3 separate regions of the Homo sapiens genome follow, and all the other regions are linked to region 3. A link is an interaction called in ENCODE POLR2A ChIA-PET data of the cell type or tissue named here. Cell type or tissue: Caco-2. All regions are shown on one strand.

Evidence for each region. Peaks named below come from ENCODE experiments on the same cell type or tissue, not always from the same donor. Only the 100,000 strongest peaks of a DNase experiment are listed, where the experiment ranks them.
Region 1: POLR2A ChIA-PET joins it to region 3 with 9 read pairs; 4 of 35 experiments call an interaction of 5 or more read pairs at or near these places.
Region 2: POLR2A ChIA-PET joins it to region 3 with 5 read pairs; 3 of 35 experiments call an interaction of 5 or more read pairs at or near these places.

What each region holds. Positions count from the first base shown.
Region 1 is chr19:7,874,136-7,879,135 of GRCh38, reverse strand. PRR36 (proline rich 36) reads left to right here and starts at 4,746. Exons shown (of 6, transcript NM_001190467.2): 1 at 4,746-4,850. It also overlaps the pseudogene LYPLA2P2. In Caco-2, no CTCF peak of the experiment used is centred here; a DNase peak (open chromatin) is centred at 4,425; H3K4me3 peaks cover 869 bases.
Region 2 is chr19:8,168,838-8,173,837 of GRCh38, reverse strand. It overlaps the pseudogene LOC100422633. Among named protein-coding and RNA genes, the nearest start is that of FBN3, 22 kb to the right of the region's middle. In Caco-2, no CTCF peak of the experiment used is centred here; no DNase peak of the experiment used is centred here.
Region 3 is chr19:8,022,756-8,027,755 of GRCh38, reverse strand. No RefSeq gene overlaps it. Among named protein-coding and RNA genes, the nearest start is that of ELAVL1, 20 kb to the right of the region's middle. In Caco-2, no CTCF peak of the experiment used is centred here; a DNase peak (open chromatin) is centred at 2,287.

The DNA of each region.
Region 1 (5,000 bases), 150 kb after region 3:
TCACTCAGGACCTCACTCACTAGCCCCGCTTTGGGGCCCCTCCTGTGACCTCAGGGTTTGGCCCATGGGGCCCTTCCAGGCCCCTGCTCTAACTGATTCTGCCCAGATAATCGTGTGTCTCCTGCCTCCACTCAGCTACTTCTCAGTCATGAAGGTGGCCATGGCCCTGAGGTCCCCTTGCTGCTGTGGGCTCCCTGTCCCTGGGCAGGAGTGCTGGTGAGGAGGTGGAGCCTTTTGAGGGGGGCCTTCCCTCAGCTGTTTCCCCAAACTGGGGGGCTGGGCCCTGCCTCCCCATTACCCTCCTTCCCTGCAGGCCTGGAGCCTGTAGGGCTGGACTGAGGTTCAGGTCTCCCCCAAGCTGTCTCACTCTGACTTTGTCCCCACTCTAGAGCAGGGAAGGGGTGGGGGAGGAGTTGTGTCTCATCTTCTGTCTCCATGTGGTTTTTGGGTGCTTTTCTTGTTGTGTCCTGGATTCTGATAAAATTAAAGAAATTGCTTCCTCAAAAAAAAAAAAAAATATATATATATATATATATGCCCAGGTGCAGTGGCTCACGCCTGTAATCCCAGCACTTTGGGAGGCCGAGGTGGGTGGATCACCTGAAGTCAGGAGTTCGAGACCATCCTGACCAACATGGAGAAACCCCATCCCTACTAAAACTACAAAATTAGCCGGGCATGGTGGCGCATGCCTGTAATCCCAGCTACTCAGGAGGCTGAGGCAGGAGAATCGCTTGAACCTGGGAGGCAGAGGTTGCGGTGAGCTGATATCGCACCATTGCACTCCAGCCTGGGCAACAAGAGTGAAACTCCGCCTCAAAAATAAATTAATTAATTAAAAATTAGGGCCAAGATCACGCCATTGCACTCCAGCCTGGGTGACAGAGTGAGACTCTGTCTCAAAAAAAAAATATATATATATATGTATATATGTATATATATGTATATATGCGTATACACGTATATATGTATATATGCGTATACACGTATATATGTATATATGTATATATGCGTATACACGTATATATGTATATATGTATATATGCGTATATACGTATATATGTATATATGTATATATGCGTATATACGTATATATGTATATATGTATATATGCGTATATACGTATATATGTATATATGTATATATGCGTATATACGTATATATGTATATATGTATATATATGTATATATGTATATATATACACACACACATATACATATATATTTGTGATTTATTTATTTTTCTTTTAGAGACGGGGTCTCCTTATATTTCCCTAGCTGGCCTCAAACTCCCGGCCTCAAGGGGATCCTCCTGTCTTAGCCTCCCCAGTAGCTGGGACTACAGTCGCCTGGCCCTCACCTGAGAGTCACATGCCTAAGAGTGGCTACGCTGGGCAGTTCATTCAATGTCCCTCCCCCACCTGTTCCAAGCAACCACTGATGTGCTGTCTGTAACTACAGATTAGTCGCATTTTCTGGAATGTTCTATAAATGGAATCATACAGTGCGTGTTTTTTGTAGCTTCTTTTGTTCGGTGTGCTTTTGAGATTAGTCCCTGTTTTGAGAGTAGCATAGTCTGTTCCTTTCTGTTGCCAAGTTTCATTCCATTGTAGGGGACACTTTGATTCATGTTACTCATCCCTCTTGTTGATGGAGGTTTTGGGAGTGTTTTTATAAGAGGGCAGAGTCCAGATCCCAATTAATTACAGGGTGGGTTTTGTGTACCCTGGAGGAACCCTTGCATCATAGTCAGAAGGCAGGTGAAGCTGAGTGAGGTGGCTCCTGCCTGTAATCCCAGCAGTTTTGGAGGCTGAGGTGGGAGAATCACTTGAGCCCAGGAGTTCAAGACCAGCCTGGGTAACAGCGAGACTCTGTTTCTACAAAAAATTTAAAAATTAGCCTGATATGGTGGGGTAGGCTTTAGTCCCAGCTACTTGTTTTTTTGTTGTTGTTTTTGTTTTTGTTTGTTTTTTTGAGATGGAGTCTTGCTCTGTCGCCCAGGCTGGAATGCAATGGCGTGATCTCGGCTCACTGCACCCTCTGCCTCCCAGGTTCAAGCGATTCTCCTACCTCAGCCTCCCGAGTAGTTGGGATTACAGGTGCATGGCCACCATGCCCGGCTAATTTGTGTATTTTTAGTAGAGATGAGGTTTCACCATGTTGGCCAGGCTGGTCTCGAACTCCTGACCTCAAGTGATCTGGGTTTTGTTTTTTATTTTTATTTTTTATTTTTTATTATTTTGAGATGGAGTCTCTCTGTCACCCAGGCTGGAGTGCAGTGGCATGATCTCGGCTCACTGCAACTTCCGCCTCCTGGGTTCAAGCGATTCTCGCGCCTCAGCCTTCCAAGTAGCTGGGACTATAGGCACCACACCCAGCTAATTTTTTTGTATTTTTAGTAGAGACAGAGTTTCACCCTGTTGACTAGGCTGGTCTTGAACTCTTGTCTTCAAATTATCCACCCGCCTCGGCTGATAGTCCCAGCTACTTGGGAGGCTGAGGTGGGAGGATCACTGGAGCCTGGGAGGTCGAGGCTGCAGTGAGCTGTGAAGCTGTGATGATCGTGCCACTGCACTTCAGCCTGGGTGACAGAGTGAGATCCTGTCTCAAAAATAAATAAATAGGAGGGCAGGGATCTGTGTTGGTGGATGTGATTTGGAAGGAGGCACTGGGTGTGGGTGGGTAGACAGGGAACCAGGCTGGTGTCATGCCACAAGGGGTTCACACGGGTGATCATTGCTAGACTGAGGGAGAAGATAAGGCCTAGGATGATCCAATCTGGAGGTCAAAGCATGGCATTCAGCTCTGTCATTTTTCTCTGCCTTCCATTTCTGCAACCTCAAATGGGCGCAACGTCCCTACCCCCCAACCCCAGTTCACCCGATGCCAAGTTGCATTATCTGTTTCCTGTGCATGGAGGCCCCCTGATTTCCAGGAGGGAGTGAACTGTGCATATGAGCTTGCGATGGGGTTAGCAGTGGGGCACAGGGCGCTGGTTTCCTGGAATGGGGTAAAAAGTGGCTGTAAGTCTGGAGGGATGCGACATCCAGGCGGAAAGCTCATGGAGGCCATATGAGGAGGGGACTTGGCCGACAGAGGTGACAAGGCCAGACTCTTTTTTTGTGCATGTGTGACAGAGTCTTGCACTGTCGCCCAGGCTGGAATACAGTGGCACGATTTCGGCTCACTGCAAGCTCTGCCTCCTGGGTTCACGCCATTCTCAGCCATACTCAGGCCATACTCAGCCTCCCGAGTAGCTGGGACTACAGGCGCCCACCACCACGCCCGTTTAATTTTTTGTATTTTTAGTAGAGACAAGGTTTCACCGTGTTAGCCAGGATGGTCTCGATCTCCTGACTTTGTGATCCGCCCACCTCGGCCTCCCAAAGTACTGGGATTACAGGCCTGAGCCACCATGCCCGGCCCAGACTCTTCTTATAAGGAGAGGGAGCTGAGGAATGGCCATTTCCACCCTCAGGCTCCCACCCTCTTCATGCCACAGTCCTGGAGCACCGCTCTCCACCGAGGCCCCTGCCCTGGCTGAAGTCAGCAACAGGACACCTCCCACTCGCTCCGGCTGGGCTGGGACCCTTGTAAAGGATCTTCTGCGTCCTTCATGAACTTGTGTTTTTGTTTTTTTGTTTGTTTTTGTTTTTGAGACAGAGTCTCACTCTGTCGCCCAGGCTGAAGTGCAGTGGCGCAATCTCGGCTCACTGTAACCTCCGCCTCCCGGGTTCAAGCGATTCTCCTGCCTCAGCCTCTCGAGTAGCTGGGATTACAGGTGCTCGCCAGCATGCCCGGCTAATTTTTGTATTTTTTGGTAGAGACAGGGTTTCGCCATGTTGGCCAGACTGGTCTCGAACTCCTGAGCTCAAGTGATCCGCCCGCCTCAGCCTCCCAAAGCAGTGGGATTACAGGTGTGAGCCACCGCGCCCGGCCTTATGCACTTGTTTTGACACCTGCTAGGTCGACAGAACCTTGTCCCCCGGAAGCCCAGCTCTGCCAGGAAGTCTGGGCTGACTTGACATCCCGTTAGCTGGGAGGGTGTGGAGGGTGGGCGTGCTCTACCCTGCAGACGGCTGGGTCACCTCTCACAGAATATACTGTGTCTCCTGTCGCTCTCCCTCCTATTCCTTTCTTTATCTTCCCCAAAATCTGGGGTCTACCTTGCATCCTGAAATTCCCAGGGCAGCATTCTCTTAGCAGTCCCTCGACCCCCCAACCAGATAAGGGGTTTCCTGGCGTCTGGGGAACACCTTCGGGTGTGGGGCGGAGGGCGGCTGCCCCCCAGAGACCCTGGGCGGCCTAGCTTTCGCAGACGCGAAGGACTGGATAGTGCCAGGGCCACCGAGCGGCCGGATTGGTGTGTGGGCCAGAGGCGCGGTGGTCCCGCCTCCTGGTTGCCAGGGCCCAGCCTATCCGCGTCCAGGCGGTCCTTGGTGCCAGGTGGTTGTGGTGGGGGTCGGGGCAGGTGTATGTGTTGGGAAGGACAGTGGAGGACCCCAGGGATTTGCTCCCCCAGTCCCAACCGTTGACTATCTGGGTTCCTCAGGCGCAGCTGGGGAAACAGGCTTCCCCCGGACCGCAGAGAAGCCACCCTTCTCTCCAAAGCGCGCTTCTCCCCCATCCCCCTCGGCGCGCTTCCGCCGGCCGCGCTCCCGGGTCCGGATCGAGCGCGCGCCCCCGGCTCTCCCGCCCGCGGCCGAGGGGCGGGACCGGCTCGGCTCCCCCGGCGCCGCAGCCCGCAGCCCCCTCCCCTCGCCTCCTCGCCGCTGGCGGCCACCGCGTCGCTCCGGCCCGGGCCCCACCCCAGGCGACTCTGTGAGGAGCGGCCGGAGGCCGGAGGCGGAGGTGAGCGCGACGCGAGCAGGTGGAGAGGCTGGGCGCGGGCCAGGCCCGGCTGGGGGAGGGGTCGGGCCCGGGACGCGGCTCTTTGTCTCCCGGAGCCCGTTCGCGGGCAGCGGGGCCGCTCTGCCTCCCGGCAGGTGCAGGCATCCCTCG
Region 2 (5,000 bases), 150 kb before region 3:
GCAGTTGCAGTGAGCTGAGATCATGCCACTGCACTGCAGCCTGGGTGACAGAGTGAGACACTCTCAAAAAAAAAGGCCGGGCGTGGTGGCTCACGCCTGTAATCCCAGCACTTTGGGAGGCTGAGGCAGACGGATCACGAGGTCAGGAGATCGAGACCATCATCCTGACTAACACGGTGAAACCCCGTCTCTACTAAAAATACAAAAAATTAGCTGGGCATGGTGGCGGGTGCCTGTAGTCCCAGCTACTTGGGAGGCTGAGGCAGGAGAATGGCATGAACCCAGGAGGCAGAACTTGCAGTAAGCTGAGATAGTGCCACTGCACTCCAGCCTGGGCGAAAGAGCAAGACTCCGTCTCAAAAAAAAAAAAAAAACAGCAATCACTATTTGATTTTTTCCATTTTTTTGCTGGTTGACACTGACTTTTTCTTTCTTGATAGCAGCAGATTCCTCAAAGGATGATTACCAAAGATTTACATAAATTTCCACATACAATTAGCTCACGAAAGAACAATGAATTAAATTACCTCAACAACTCAAAGACCAGTCCCCTCCCATGGGGCCCCATCTTCCGAAGACCCCCCAAACTAGGAAGCCCTTCATTGTTTCTCTCCTCTATGAGCTCCTCCACACACTGTCATTTCTTTTTCTTTCTGTATTTTTATTATTAAGACAGGGTCTCACTCTGTTGCCCAGGCTGGAGTGCAGTGGCCCAGTCATAGCTCAATGCAGCTTTGAACTCCTGGGCTGAAGCGATCCTCCCACCTCAGCCTCCCAAGTAGCTGGGACTATAGGTGCATGCCACCATGGCTGGCTAATTTTTTTTTTTTTTTTTTGAGACAGAGTCTCTCTCTGTCGCCCAGGCTGGAGTGCAATGGTGGGATCATGGCTCACTGCAACCTCTGCCTCCCAGATTCAAGCTATTCTTCTGCCTCAGCCTCCCGAGTAGCTGGGATTACAGGCACTTGCCATCATGCCCGGCTAATTTTTTTTCTGTATTTTTGTAGAGACAGGGTTTCACCATGTTGGCCAGGCTGGTCTTGAACTCCTGACCTCAGGTGATCCACCTGCCTTGGCCTCCCAAAGTGCTGGGATTACAGACGTCAGCCACCGTGCCCGGCCATCTTGGCTAATTTTTAAAGATTATTTTTAGAGATGGGGTCTCACTATGTTGCCCGGGCTGGTCTCAAACTCCTGGCCTCAAGTGATCCTCCCGTCTCGGCCTCCCAAATTGCTTGGATTATAGGCATCAGCCATTGCGTCCAGCTTCTCTTCTAATTTTCTAGGCTATTTATAGGGTCCACAATGGATCATGCCAGCCCCTCTGCTAAGGGTTATCCACCAACATCTCATTTAACCTACACTATCCTCTCCAGAAGCAAATATTGCATTGGTGCAAAAGTTATTGCGGTTTTTGCAATTAAAAGTAAAGGCAAAGCTGGGCACAGTGGCTCACACCTGTAATCCCAGCATTTTGGGAGGCTGAGGCAGGTGGATCACAAGGTCAGGAGTTCAAGATCAGCCTGACCAACACGGTGAAACCCCATCTCTACTAAAAATACAAAATTAGCTGGGTGTGGTGGCGCGCACTTGTAATCCCAGCTACTCGGGAGGCTGAGGCAGGAGAATCGCTCGAACCCGGGAGGTGGAGGTTGCAGTGAGCCAAGATCATGCCACTGCACTCCAGCCTGGCAACAGAGCGAAACTCTGTCTTTAAAACAAAAAGGTAATGGCAAAAAACGCAATTATTTTTGCACCAACCTAGTATTATTTCTCTCATGTCACAGATGAGAAAACTGAGGCTTAGGGGGAATCTCTAAATTTGTCTAGTGTCATGTGGCCAGAGACATAATTCATACCTGGACACCTCACTCCGGACGCTGTTCACAGCCCTACTCCTCTTTGGTGGGTAAATACTCCGGGAAAGGCACGATTTTCTCCTAGTGTGAATTCAGGGTAGGCAAAATAGCCTCATCCAGTCACAAGAGGCCCCTGACCTGCCTGAGAAAGGTGCTGCAAACCCCGTGCTCTGTGGCTTCCCCCACCCTTGTGTTTTTGGTCTCCCAGGGGAAACTGAGGCAGCCTGGGCAGTGGCCAATGATCCCAGACATTAGCAGAAAGAAATCCCGAATTTTCCTTGGCAGAGGGAAGCCTCAGGACCCACAAAGCAGGAACCTGTGACTTGAGGGCAATTCCCGGAGCTCCCAACCCCGCTGACACCCCTGTGAAATATGGCATAGCCCACGCCCAGAATCCCACTCCCTATGACCTGTAACTACCGTCTTTTCTTTTCTTCTCTTTTCTTTTGAAACAGAGTCTCGCTCTGTTGTGCAGGCTGGAGTGCAATGGCACCATCTCGGCTCACTGCAACCTCCGCCTCCCTGCAACCTCCGCCTCCCAGGTTCAAGCAATTCTCGTGCCTCAGCCTCCTGAGTAGCTGGGACTACAGGCACCTGCAACCAAGCCCGGCAAATTTTTTGTATTTTTAGTAGAGACGGGGTTTCACCGTGCTAGCCAGGATGGTCTCCATCTCCTGACCTTATGATCCGCCCGCCTCGGCCTCACAAAGTGCTGGGATTACAGGTGTGAGCCACCGCGCCCAGCCTTGTCTTGTCTTTTCTTGTCTTTTGAAACAGAGTCTCTCTCTGTTGTGCAGGCTGGAGTGCAATGGCACGATCTCAGCTCACTGCAACCTCCGCCTCCCAGGTTCAAGCAATTCTCCTGCTTCAGCCTTCTGAGTAGCTGGGATTACAGGCGCCTGCCACCTCACCTGGCTAATTTTTGTATTTTTGTAGAGATGGGGTTTCACCATGTTGGTCAGGTTAGTTTTGAACTCCTGGCCTCAAGTGATCTGACTGCTTCAGCCTCACAAAGGGCTGGGATTACAGGCTTGAGCCACCGTGCCTGGCACTACTCCCACTTCTATAACCCCTTCATCTCTCTGATCCTTTTATCCTCATGACAGCTTTACCCAAGCCCCTGAACAGGAGCAGAAAATCCATTCATTTAGGCCGGGTGCAGTGGCTTATGCCTATAATCCCAGCACTTTGGGAGGCCGAGGCGGGTGGATTACTGGAGGTCAAGGAGTTCAAGACCAGCCTGGCCAACATGGTGAAACCCTTTCTCTACTAAAAATACAAAAATTAGCCAGATATGGTGGCGGGTGCCTGTAATCCTAGCTACTCGGAAGGGTGAGGCAGTAGAATCACTTGAACCTGGGAAGTGGAGGTTGCAGTGAGCTGAGATCGTGCCATTGCACTCCAGCCTGGGCAAAAAGAGCAAAACTCTGTCTCAAAAAAAAAAAAAAGTCTGGGCGCGGTGGCTCATGCCTGTAATACTAGCACTTCAGGAAGCTGAGGTGGGCAGATCACTTAAGGTCAAGAGTTTGAGACCAGCCTGGCCAACATGGTAAAAACCCGTCTCTACTAGAAATACAAACATTAGCTGGGCATGGTGGCACATGCCTGTAATCCCAGCTGCTCGGGAGGCTGAGGCAGGAGAATCACTTGAACCTGGGAGGCAGAGGTTGCAGTGAGCCGAGATAGTGCCACTGTACTCCAGCCTGGACAACAGAGCGAGACTCCATCTCAAAAAAAAAAAAAAGAAAAGAAAAAGAAAATCCATTCATTTAATGCATGAACAGATATGAATTGAGCTGTGTAAACTCAAAGTATCTGAGTCAGGTCTCAATCAATTTAGGAAGTTTATTTAGCCAGCTGGGTTCAGTGGCTCACGCCTGTAGTCCTGGCACTTTGGGAGGCCAAGGCAGGAGGATGTCTTGAGCTCTGGAGTTCGAGACCAGTCCGGGCAAAATGGCGAAACCCAGCATCTACAAAAAACACAAAAGTTAGCCGGGTGTGGTGGTGCATGCCTTCGGTCCCAGCTGCTCAGGAGGCTCAGGTGGGAGGATTGATTGAGCCCAGGAGGTTGAGGCTGCAGTGAGCTGAAATCATGCCACTGCACTCCAGCCTGGGTGACACAGCCTGGGTGACACTCCAGCCTAGGTGACACTGTCTCTTAGAAAAAAGTATTTTTTTTGTTTTGCTTTTTTTGAGATGGAGTCTCGCTCTTGTTGCCCAGGCTGGAGATGGCCAGGTTGCTCTTGAACTCCTAACATCAGGTAATCCACCCACCTCAGCCTCTCAAAGCGCTGGGATTACAGGAATGAGCCACCACACCTGGCTGAAAAAAACCTTATATTTAGAGATGGAGTCTTGCTATGCCACCCAGGCTGGTCTCAAACTCCTGGCCTCAAGCGATCCTCCCTCCTCAGCTTCTCAAAGTGACATGATTACAGACGTGAGCCACCTCAACCAGCAGCCTTTTTTTTTTTTAATGGAATCTTGCTTGGTCACCCAGGCTGGAGTGCAGTGGCACAATCTCAGCTCACTGCGACCTCCACCTCCTGGGTTCAAGCGATTCTCCTGCCTCAGCCTCCTGAGTAGCTGGGATTACAGGCACCTGCCACCATGCCCAGCTAATTTTTTGTATTTTTAGTAGAGACAGGGTTTCATCATGTTGGCCAGGCTGGTCTCAAACTCCTGACCTCAGGTGATCTGCCTGTCTCAGCCTCCCAAAGTGCTAGGATTACAGGCATGAGCCACTGTGCCTGACCTGCTTCTTATTTTATTTTATATTTATTTATTTATTTTTTTGAGACAGAGTCTCGTCAGGCTGGAGTGCATGGCACGATTCGGCTCACTGCAAGCTCCGCCTTCCGGGTTCACGCCATTCTCCCGCCTCAGCCTCCCCAGTAGCTGGTACTAAAGACGCCCACCACCACGCCCGGCTAATTTTTCTGTATTTTTAGTAGAGGCGGGGTTTTACCGCATTAGCCAGGATGGTCTCGATCTCCCGACGTCGTGATCCGCCCGCCTCGGCCTCCCAAAGTGCTGGGATTACAGGCGTGAGCCACCACGCCCGGCCCCTGCTTCTTATTTTAAAATGTAGCAGGAGGCCAGACACAGTGGCTCTCACCTGTAATCCCAACACTGTGGGGG
Region 3 (5,000 bases):
GTCCTGGCTCCTGCCTTCTACCTGCTGTGGCTGCAACTGCTCTGGCCAGCCAGGTGACTTCCATGTGACCCCTCCCCAAGCCTGAGCCCCCGATGTATGAAACCCGGTACTCCCACCCAGGCTCCAGGCCAGCCCCATCCGCCAGAGAATGGGGTGTCCAAACCCCAGAATCCTGGCTCCTTGACCTGTGGAAGACCTGGCAAGGAATGAGTGTGGGTAACAAGGGCCACCTGAGGTCCTCTGCGCACCCTGCTGAAACCCCGTGGGCTGTAGCACAGTCATGCGTCCCCTGGGGTGCACCCCAGTAAGAGAGAAGTACATCAGGTGCTGAATGGGAATGAGGATGGAACAAAGATGAAAGACCAGTGAGACTGGGCGATGGCTCATGCCTGTAATCTCAGCACTTTGGGAGGCTGAGGCGGGCGGATCACTGTTGCCCAAGAGTTCAAGACCAGCCCGGGCAACATGGCAAAACCCTGTCTCTACTAAAAATACAAAAAGTAGCTGGGCGTGCTGACACATGCCTGTAATCCCAGCTACTCAGGAGGCTGAGGCATGAGAATCGCTTGAACCTGGGAAGCGGAGGTTGCAGTGAGCCGAGATCGTGCCATTACACTCCAGCCCAGCCTAGGCGACAGAGCAAGACTGTTTCCAAAGAAAAGACCAATACATCCCTTTCCCCAGCCTCAGTTCCTTCCTCTCCCACCAGAATCTGAAGCCACTGCTTTAACTGCACCATTGAGAATGTCCCTATCTCCCCCAAATTTAAGCTTCTTAAGCCTCAGACCCTTGATTGGATGGAGTACCCACAGATGCCACCATGAACCCACGATCTCCCACCCAGCTGGGCTCCTCCCTGCCCCCAGAGCAGCCCCTTGCTGTAAAATGGGGTGAACAGAACTGAACAGGCTGTTACCATGAGGATTTGAGGGCATCAGTACAGCGCTTGGCCCAGGGCCCGGGAGCCACTACCACTCTACAGAGTCACAGGCCTCCTGACCATAACTCCTATGGGTGCGTGATTTACCGGGCCAGCCTGCGTGCTGGGCGTTTAGGTAGTTTCCAACCAGAAGGTAACTTATTAAAGAGCCTAAGACACGTCCTTCTGCAGGCAGCCCTTCCACAAGTGGCTTGGGGTAATTTTCAGTGGTATAATCACAAGCTCAGACTACGAACCCTCTTTTTTTTTTTTTTTTTTTTTTTTGAGATGGAGTCTCGTTCTGTTGTCCAGGCTGGAGCGCAATGGCGCAATTGGCTCACTGCAACCTCCGCCTCCCAGGTTCAAGTGATTCTCATGCCTCAGCCTCTCCAGTAGCCAGGATTACAGGCGTGCACCACCATGCCCGGCTAATTACTGTATTTTTACAGAGCTACTGAGCTCGAACTCCTGACCTCAGGTGATCTGTATTTTTAGAGAGCTACTGAGCTTGAACTCCCAACCTCAGGTGATCTGCCTGTCTCAGCCTCCCAAAGTGCTGGGATTACAGGTGTGAGCCACTGGGCCCGACCTTTTTTTTTTTTATCCATAGAGACAGGATCTTGCTATGTTGCCCCGGCTGGTCTTGAACTCCCAGACTGAAGCAATTCTCCTCCTGCCTCAGCCTCCCAAAGTGCTGGGATTACAGGTGTGAGCCACCACGCCTGGCCTATGAACCCTCTTATATGCTGGGTGTGCATTGTCCAAAGGGTCTTTCCAATTGAAGTGGCAGCCACCCCTTTGGAAAGCAAGTGTTTTTTGTTTGTTTGTTTGTTTTTTGAGACGGAGTCTCACTCTGTGACCCAGGCTGGAGTGCAGTCGCATGATCTCTGCTCACTGCAATCTCCATCTCCCGGGTTTACACCATTCTCCTGCCTCAGCCTCCCAAGTAGCTGGCGCCCGCCATCACGCCCGGCTAATTTTTTGTACATTTAGTAGAGACAGGGTTTCACCATGTTAGCCAGGATGGTCTTGATTTCCTAACCTCGTGACCCACCCACCTCGGCCTCCCAAAGTGCTGGGATTACAGGCGTGAGCTACCGCGCCTGGCCAGAAAGCAAGTGTTGGGGTCCCGGCAGCATTGGAATGATCCTTGCTGTGACCAACCCTGGCCAACAGGCCCTCCCTTGATGCCCAATACATCCACTCTTAGGCTCCTAGACCCCCCGCTTATCCTCCTGGGAATTGTCTGTTTCTGATCTTTGCACCTTTGGTGCTTATCAATTTGCATGAGCTCTTAATAGACTGATAACACCTGGTGCCACAGTTTCAATGTTCGTTTCCTCCAAAACTCACGTTGAAACTTAATCCTTGATGTGGCCGTGTTGACAGAGGTGGGGCCTTTAAGGGGTGACTGGGTCATGAGAATTCTGCCCTCATGAACTGATTAATCCATTCCTGGGTTAACAGATCCATGGGTTAATAGATAATGGGTTATCATAGGAGGGCAACTGGTGGCTTTGAAAGAATAGGAAGAAGGGGCCGGGCGCGGTGGCTCGCGCCTGTAATCCCAGCATTTGGGAGGCCAAGGCAGGCGGATCACGAGGTCAGGAGATTGAGACCATCCTGGTTAACACGGTGAAACCCCATCTCTACTAAAAAAATACAACAAATTAGACGGGCGCAGTGGCGGGTGCCTGTATTCCCAGCTACTTGGGAGGCTGAGGCGGAGAATGGCATGAACCCGGGAGGTGGAGCTTGCAGTAAGCCGAGATCGCGCCACTGCACTCCAACCTGGGCGACACAGCGAGACTCGGTCTCAAAAAACAAAACAAAAAAAAAAATAGGAAGAAGTCCAGTCATGGTGGCTCACGCCTATAATCCCAGCACTTTGGGAGGCCAAGTCAGGCAGATCACCTGAGGTCAGGAGTTCAAGACCAGCCTGGCCAACATGGTGAAACCCCATCTCTACTAAAAATACAAAAATTAGGCCAGGCGTGGTGGCTCATGCCTGTAATTCCAGCACTCTGGGAAGCTGAGGCGGGTGGATCACCTGAGGTCAGGAGTTTGAGACCAGCCTGGCGAACATGGTGAAACCCTCTCTACGAAAAACACAAAAAATTAGCTGGGCATGGTGGTGGACGCCTATAATTCCAGCTACTCGGGAGGCTGAGGGAGGAGAATCTCTTGAACCCAGGAGGTGGAGGTTGCAGTGAGCTGAGATCGAGGCACTCCAGCCTGGGCAACAAGAGAGAAACTCTATCTCAAAAAATAAATAAATAAAAATAAAAACCACAAAAATTAGACTGGTGTGGTGGTGCATGCCTGTAATCCCAGCTACTCAGGAGGCTGAGGCAGGAGAATTGCTCAAACCCTGGAGGCAATTGAACCCTGGAGATTGCAGTGAGCCAAGATCACTCCAGCCTGGCGATAGAGTGAGACTCCATCTCAAAAATAGAGAAAAGAAAAAAGGCCAGGCATGGTGGCTCATGCCTGTAATCTCAGCACTTTAGGAAGCCAAGGCGGGAGGATCACCTGAGGTCAAGAGTTCAAGACCAGTCTGGCCAACATGGTGAAACCTTGTCTCTACTAAAAATACAAAAAAAAATTAGCTGGGTGTGATGGCGGGCACCTGTAGTCCCAGCTACTCAGGGAGGCTGAGGCAGGAGAATCGCTTGAACCAACGAGGCAGAGGTTGCAGTGAGCCAAGCTCGCACCATTACACTCGCTGCAACCTCCGCCTCCTGAGTTCAAGCAATTCTCAGGTGATCAGCCCTCCTTGGCCTCCCAACATGCTAAGATTACAGGGGTGAGACACTGCACCCTGCCAACCCCCAGCTAATTTTTATTTTATTTTTATTTTTTGATATGGAATTTTGCTCTGTCGCCTAGGCTGGAGTGCAGTGGTGCAATCTTGGCTCACTGCAACCTCTGCCTCCCAGGTTCAAGCAATTCTCCTGCCTCAGCCTCCTCAGTAGCTGGGATTACAGGCTCCCGCCATCACGCCTGGCTAATTTTTGCATTTTTAGTAGAGATGGGCTTTCACCATGTTGGCCAGGCTGGTCTCAAGCTCCTGACCTCAGGTGATCTGCCTGCATTGGCCCCCCAAAATGCTGGGATTACAGGCATGAACCACCCAGCCCGGACTTAATTTTTCAAAGATGTTTTAAAGTTAGAGTCTTGCTATGTTGCCTAAGGGAACTCCTGGCTTCAAGTAACACTCCTGACTCAGCCTCCGGCATAGGATGAAATTACATTCAACCCTGAAAAGGAATGAAGTACTAACTCCTTCTACAATAGCACGTGAACCTTAAAAACATGCTCAGTGAAAGAAGCCAGACACAAAATAATGCACTGGATAAGATTCCATTTATATGAAGTATCCGGAGTAAAAAAATCCGTGGAGTCAGGAAGTAGACCAGTGGGTTCCAGGGATGGGGAGTGACAGGTAATGGGTACAGGGTTTCTTTCTGGGGCGATGAAAATATTCTGGAGACCGGGCATAGTGGCTCACACCTGTAATCTCAGCACTTTCGGAGGCCGAGACAGGTAGATCACTTGAGGTCAGGGGTTTGAGACCAGCATGGCCAACACGGAGATATCCCATCTCTACTAAAATACAAAAGTTAGCTGGGCGTGGTGACACGCACATGTAGTCCCAGCTACTCGGAAGGCTGAGGCGGGAGGATCACTTGAACCCAGGAGGCGGAGGTTGCAGTGAGCCGAGATTGCACCACTGCACTCCAGCCTGGGTGACAGAATGAGACTCCATCGAAGAAAGAAAGAGAGAGAGAGGGAAAGAGGGATGGAAGGAAGGAAGGAAGGGAGAAAGAAAGAGAAAGCAGGAAAGAAAGAGAGAGAGAGAAAAAGAAAAGAGGCCAGGCGCGGTGGCTCACGCCTGTAATCCCAGCACTTTGGGAGGCCGAGGCAGGTGGATCACAAGGTCAGGAGATCGAGACCATCCTGGCTAACACAGCGAAACCCCGTCTCTACTAAAAAATACAAAAAATTAGCTGGGCGTGGTGGTGGGTGCCTGTAGTCCCAGCTACTTGGGGGGTGAGGCAGGAGAATGGCGTGAACCCGG